2 separate regions of the Mus musculus genome follow, and region 2 is linked to region 1. The links are chromatin loops, found by intact Hi-C in ENCODE. Cell type or tissue: left cerebral cortex. All regions are shown on one strand. Links, peaks and the distances in the headings refer to the core of each region. The heading gives the core; the rest is flanking DNA.

Region 1 (2,810 bases), core at 98-2,597:
ATTAGTGACACATGGATGAGTCCCAGCTGCATGGACATAGCAATGGACATAGGCATTGCCTTTGTGTGTGGAGCTGGGCTCTTTTTCCTACTACTGCCATTCCTGAAGGACTGCCCAGTGTCACCACCACCAGAAAGTGAAAGCGACATCTCAGAGGTGAGGAGACTCTTGGTTCACACACAATGGAGCAACATTCTGTTGTTCATGAATGCTACTCCCACATTTCATAGAAATACAGGTGTAGTGACAAATTGTATACACACACACACACACACACACACACACACACATACATACTCAGGTGTGAGCTTCAGAATGCTCACAGCAACTGACTGTGCGTTACCTCATGTTCAAGCAGTAGCATGAATTTGTCAACAGCAGAAAATTTCATTGTTCTTATGACTTTTGGAATTCTAGGAACTTTCAGAGGATATATAAATGCTATGTGCTTTAGAGGCACACTTGGCAGTTGGTTGTTAGGTGCTATCCATTGCTGGTGTTTGTGCCTTGTTAACTATTCTAGTGCACAGAAGGAAGATGATATCCTGGATATCCTGACAATGAAGATTAAACTTGCCCTAAGTAAATAAACCCGCCTAACCAGCAGAAAATAGCTTAAGAATAATGTCTCCCCATTTCCCCTCTATCTTTTTTTTTTTCTATCTAGTATTTGGGGACCGAATGGGTGGAAAAAATGGTGGAGAAGGAAGGATGGAAGAAGGACAAACCTACAAAGTAGCTAAATTCTAGCTACAGACTGGTGAGGGGAAATTTCCAGAAAGAGTCTGAGAGGGCTGACAGGAAGGGCAGAGGTGAGAGTGGCTCTGAGGTGTCTGCCCAGAGCTCCCAGAGCATCTGTACAAGGAGACCACTAAGGACCATTGAGACTCCATGGACAGACTGTATATCTGAGTTGGTGGGGACACAGGAGAAGCTCAGAAGAGATCATCTGTCCTCTGCTGAGGCTCTTGATTTGTCTGTGCTGTGCTGACAACAAGCAGGTGATAAGACCAAGGGCCTCAGATCAGGGCTTGAGTCTCCTTTGCTCTTAGGGAGCAGGTATCACCTGACAGGCCAAAGGCAGCTGCAGAGCTCAGCCTTGGGTAGGATCCTGTCTGAGGACACTGACTGAGGACATCCCTGGTATATGTAGCATATATAGCCACTTTTGCTTCTTTTACAACAAGGCAATAAGGAAGTGAGTATAGGGTGAATGAGGCAAGCATGGCTGAGAGAGAGAGCTCAGTGGGAAATGCAGATTTCATGTATTCAATCACCAAAGAGAACAGGTAGCTTGCATACCAGAGAGAGGAAGAACAGACCCCAGATCATTTGTGTTGTTTCTAAATGGCAGGATGTGAGGATGGAGCAGAACAAGACCAGGAAGAAAACTGCTACTGGAAAAGGTAGACTTCTGCTTTCCTGTGGTGAGATATTCCATCTGGCTGGCCCTTTAGTGACCAGGTTCATGATGAGAGGCATGTGTCCAAGGACATGATATGCAGGAAGGAAGAAGGACTTCTGGGAAGGAAAGTAGAATCAGGGAACACCCAAGTTTTGTGACAGAAAGAAGCTGTGGTTAGGCTAGGATGGGAGCTACACATGTGAGTGTTGTTCAAGGCACTGGACTGATGCTGTGCCCCTGTATAGGGATCTCCATGGTCCACCTGACAGCAGGTAGCTTCAATACTCCCATCTGTATTTCTCTTTCAGATAACTGATCCTGGGGGCATTATATGTTGTGAGTGGAATTACACAAGTTGAGGGAGGAGCAGGAAAGTGTAATGGAGAAATGAGATCCCTTTATTCCACTTTCTCACTTTCAATGTTCCTTGCACTATGATAGTTGAGCATTAGAGTCCTCACAGAGGTGTTCATAAGAGAGATGTCTCACTCCTCTGTGTTCTCATTCCTTGTCCTGTTCTTACTTAACTATCTCCAGGTTGTAGAGATGGAGGAAAAAATGTGGAAGAGACCAAGACTCCATCACAACCTATGAGAATGTAAGAAATCTTTGTCTTATGGGAATTTTCAAGCCAGATTGTGAGCTCAGGTTCTGGAGATGCTATGCAGGGTGGGATGGGAAGACAGCCCTCTTGAATGTGAGAATAAGGAATATGTGATATGGAGGCAATGAGTCACTGTATGGCTACAGGTGCCATATTTACACAGACTGATGGCTCTCTTGATCCTCTGCTTGAGGCTGATGTTTTGCCTGCTGTCTTTTGCAGTTCCACTAAGCAACTGCTCCAGGACTCCCCACCACAACCCCTGTGGAACCCTCTTCACAAAATGGATCACCTTCCTCTCTTTCAGCAGTTGTCTTACCTCAAGGTCTTGGAGCATCTTATACGAAAGGAGTTTAGTTACATATTCTGGGGCATTTCCTCTCTGTTCCCTGAGTCACTTCTGGCTACTGCCCATATCCTCAGAAGCCCTACCTTGTCAGAACAGAAAACCGTGAGGTTTTGTGATGCCTGTGGCCCTGCCCAAGCTCTAACCCAGGCTCAAGAACAACCACAGCTTTCCCAGGACCTGCCATTGCCTCTGAAACTTGTGACACCAAGTTTGGAAGGTGTGGCATGGTTCCAAGAAATGGAAATGGTCCCAAGCTCTACATCAAACCAAATGCCTTCTTGTTTCAAGAGAAGGACCTGTAGAATAGCATGTTCTACCACTGAGAGAGGGACACAGACACCACTAACAATTGAAAACCAGTCCTTGCCACATGGACTATACTGGAAAAACACCAAAGTTTCTGATATCCAAAAACAACAAGAAGCTATTTGTAAGCCCACTCAGAACTTGTC
Region 2 (2,810 bases), core at 182-2,681, 180 kb before region 1:
AGAATACACATGGAGTAAACCATGCCTCTAACCACATATGTGGCAGAGGATAGCCTTGTTGGACATCAGTGTAAAGAGAAACCCTTGGGCCTGAGTGTGTTTGATACCCCAGTGTAGGGAAATACCAGGGAGGGAAAGACAGGAGTGGGTAGGTGGGCAGGGGACCACCCTCATAGAGGCATGGAAAGGGGAATGGGATAGGGAATGTCTGAAGGGGAGATCTGGAAAGGGGGAAACATTTGAAATATACATAAAGAAATTATCCAATAAAAATTTTTCAAAAATGAATAAATAAAAGAAAATATAGCAAAATATATATGTAATGTCAATTCAGTACTATAAACAAGTGCGCAAACAAGGTAAAATGAAGGATGCTGTCAGCCCCTCAACACCCATGTGCCTCTCTATCATCACTCCTGCCTACTGCAAGGGATGCCACCTTGGTTTAGGAATCTCCTCCTCACATTAAGTAGACTCTTGATACACTGAGCTTGTTCTGCTCAACTCAGCAGCCTGGCTCACTCAAACTGTCTCCTCTCTGTCCAACAGCTTCCATTTTATATTGTAGCATAGCATGATGCATCCTTGCTCAGTAGAGCCACATATGAATCATTTATATTAAATACTTTCACATTATTTCAATGTACCTAGATTTCTCTGTTCATTAAAAAGTTGACAGTTGTCCACATTTCCCCGTTTAATTGCTGTGACTTCCCTGGAGCCTGCTTCCTCTCTGCATGGTGCTATTATTAGCTTGTGTGCTTCTAGGGCTCCAGCTCAGGTGTACACAGGTTCCCTCTGGCATGTGGGTGGGTTTATTTTGTGACCCTTTGAATCTTCTTTTCCCAATTTCACTTGCTTTAGTCACTTTAGTGTTAGCCGATGGGGTTAGGGACTTTTATGATGTTTGGTGCCTGGTCATATTTCCATTTTAATGCATACAGGTGTGCCATTCTCCGACTCTTAACAACCTTTCTCTTCATTGATTCCTAGGAACACATTCTGGGTGTGAGTCCTTTATTAGCTGTATATCTTGGCAGGAAATTATTCTATACCAAGCACTTTCCCCCTGAAAGTTGTTACCCATGGCTGTGAGCCACCAGTGAGTGCTGGGAATTCATTCCTGCTCCTCTCCTAAGCAGCCAGTGCTGTTAACTACTAAGCCACCTCTCCAGTCCATAGGTCCTGGTATTGTATGGGAGGACATTAACTAGTTCATTCCTCAAAGGAGTTTCATTTTTCCCCTCGATTTTTGTATAGCTCTCAAATTCCAAGGAGGAAAAGATTTTAAATTTCATTGTGATTATGTTGAATCATAAAATACGATATTGAATTCTCATTTTCTTTTTTTCCATTTTAATTAGGTATTTAGCTGATTTACATTTCCAATGCTATACCAAAAGTCCCCATACCCACCCACCCCCACTCCCCTACCCACCCACACCCCTTTTTGGCCCTGGCGTTCCACTGTACTGGGGCATATAAAGTTTGCGTGTCCATCCTTTCATCTTGGCTCCAAAATTTGTCTCTGTAACTCCTTCCAAGGGTGTTTTGTTCCCACTTATAAGGAGGGGCATAGTGTCCACACTTCAGTCTTCATTTTTCTTGAGTTTCATGTGTTTAGGAAATTGTATCTTATATCTTGGGTATCCTAGGTTTTGGGCTAATATCCACTTATCAGTGAGTACATATTGTGTGAGTTCCTTTGTGAATGTGTTACCTCACTCAGGATGATGCCCTCCAGGTCCATCCATTTGGCTAGGAATTTCATAAATTCATTCTTTCTAATAGCTGAGTAGTACTCCATTGTGTAAATGTACCACATTTTCTGTATCCATTCCTCTGTTGAGGGGCATCTGGGTTATTTCCAGCTTCTGGCTATTATAAATAAGGCTGCTATGAACATAGTGGAGCATGTGTCCTTCTTACCAGTTGGAGCATCTTCTGGATATATGCCCAGGAGAGGTATTGCTGGATCCTCCGGTAGTACTATGTCCAATTTTCTGAGGAACCGCCAGACGGATTTCCAGAGTGGTTGTACAAGCCTGCAATCCCACCAACAATGGAGGAGTGTTCCTCTTTCTCCATATCCACACCAGCATCTGCTGTCACCTGAATTTTTGATCTTAGCCATTCTGACTGGTGTGAGATGGAATCTCAGGGTTGTTTTGATTTGCATTTCTCTGATTATTAAGGATGTTGAACATTTCTTCAGGTGTTTCTCAGCCTTTCGGTATTCCTCAGGTGAGAATTTTTTGTTCAGCTCTGAGCCCCATCTTTTAAGGGTGCTATTTGATTTTCTGGAGTCCACCCTCTTGAGTTCTTTATATATATTGGATATTAGTCGCCTATCTGATTTAAGATAGGTAAAGATCCTTTCCCAATCTGTTGGTGGTCTTTTTGTCTTATTGACGGTGTCTTTTGCCTTGCAGAAACTTTGGAGTTTCATGAGGTCCCATTTGTCAATTCTCGATCTTACAGCACAAGCCATTGCTGTTCTGTTCAGGAATTTTTCCCCTGTGCCCATATCTTCAAGGCTTTTCCCCACTTTCTCCTCTATAAGTTTCAGTGTCTCTGGTTTTATTTGAAGTTCCTTGATCCACTTAGATTTGACCTTAGTACAAGGAGATAAGTATGGATCAATTCGCATTCTTCTACATGATAACAACCAGTTGTCCCAGCACCAATTGTTGAAAATGCTGTCTTTCTTCCACTGGATGGTTTTAGCTCCCTTGTCAAAGATCAAGTGACCATAGGTGTGCGGGTTCATTTCTGGGTCTTCAATTCTATTCCATTGGTCTACTTGTCTG

What was found. Hi-C counts contacts between places; a loop is a spot of excess contacts. Peaks named below come from ENCODE experiments on the same cell type or tissue, not always from the same donor. Only the 100,000 strongest peaks of a DNase experiment are listed, where the experiment ranks them.
Region 2: it touches region 1 in a loop (11-fold over the local background); 3 of 42 quality-filtered maps call a loop at or near these places.

What each region holds. Positions count from the first base shown.
Region 1 is chr13:49,861,291-49,864,100 of GRCm38, reverse strand. All of the region lies in intron 16 of Gm272, which reads right to left. It also overlaps the pseudogene Gm8672. Among named protein-coding and RNA genes, the nearest start is that of Gm8674, 40 kb to the left of the region's middle. In left cerebral cortex, for the core only: no CTCF peak of the experiment used is centred there; no DNase peak of the experiment used is centred there.
Region 2 is chr13:50,041,428-50,044,237 of GRCm38, reverse strand. All of the region lies in intron 2 of Gm30520 (a long non-coding RNA gene), which reads right to left. Among named protein-coding and RNA genes, the nearest start is that of Gm30520, 35 kb to the right of the region's middle. In left cerebral cortex, for the core only: no CTCF peak of the experiment used is centred there; no DNase peak of the experiment used is centred there.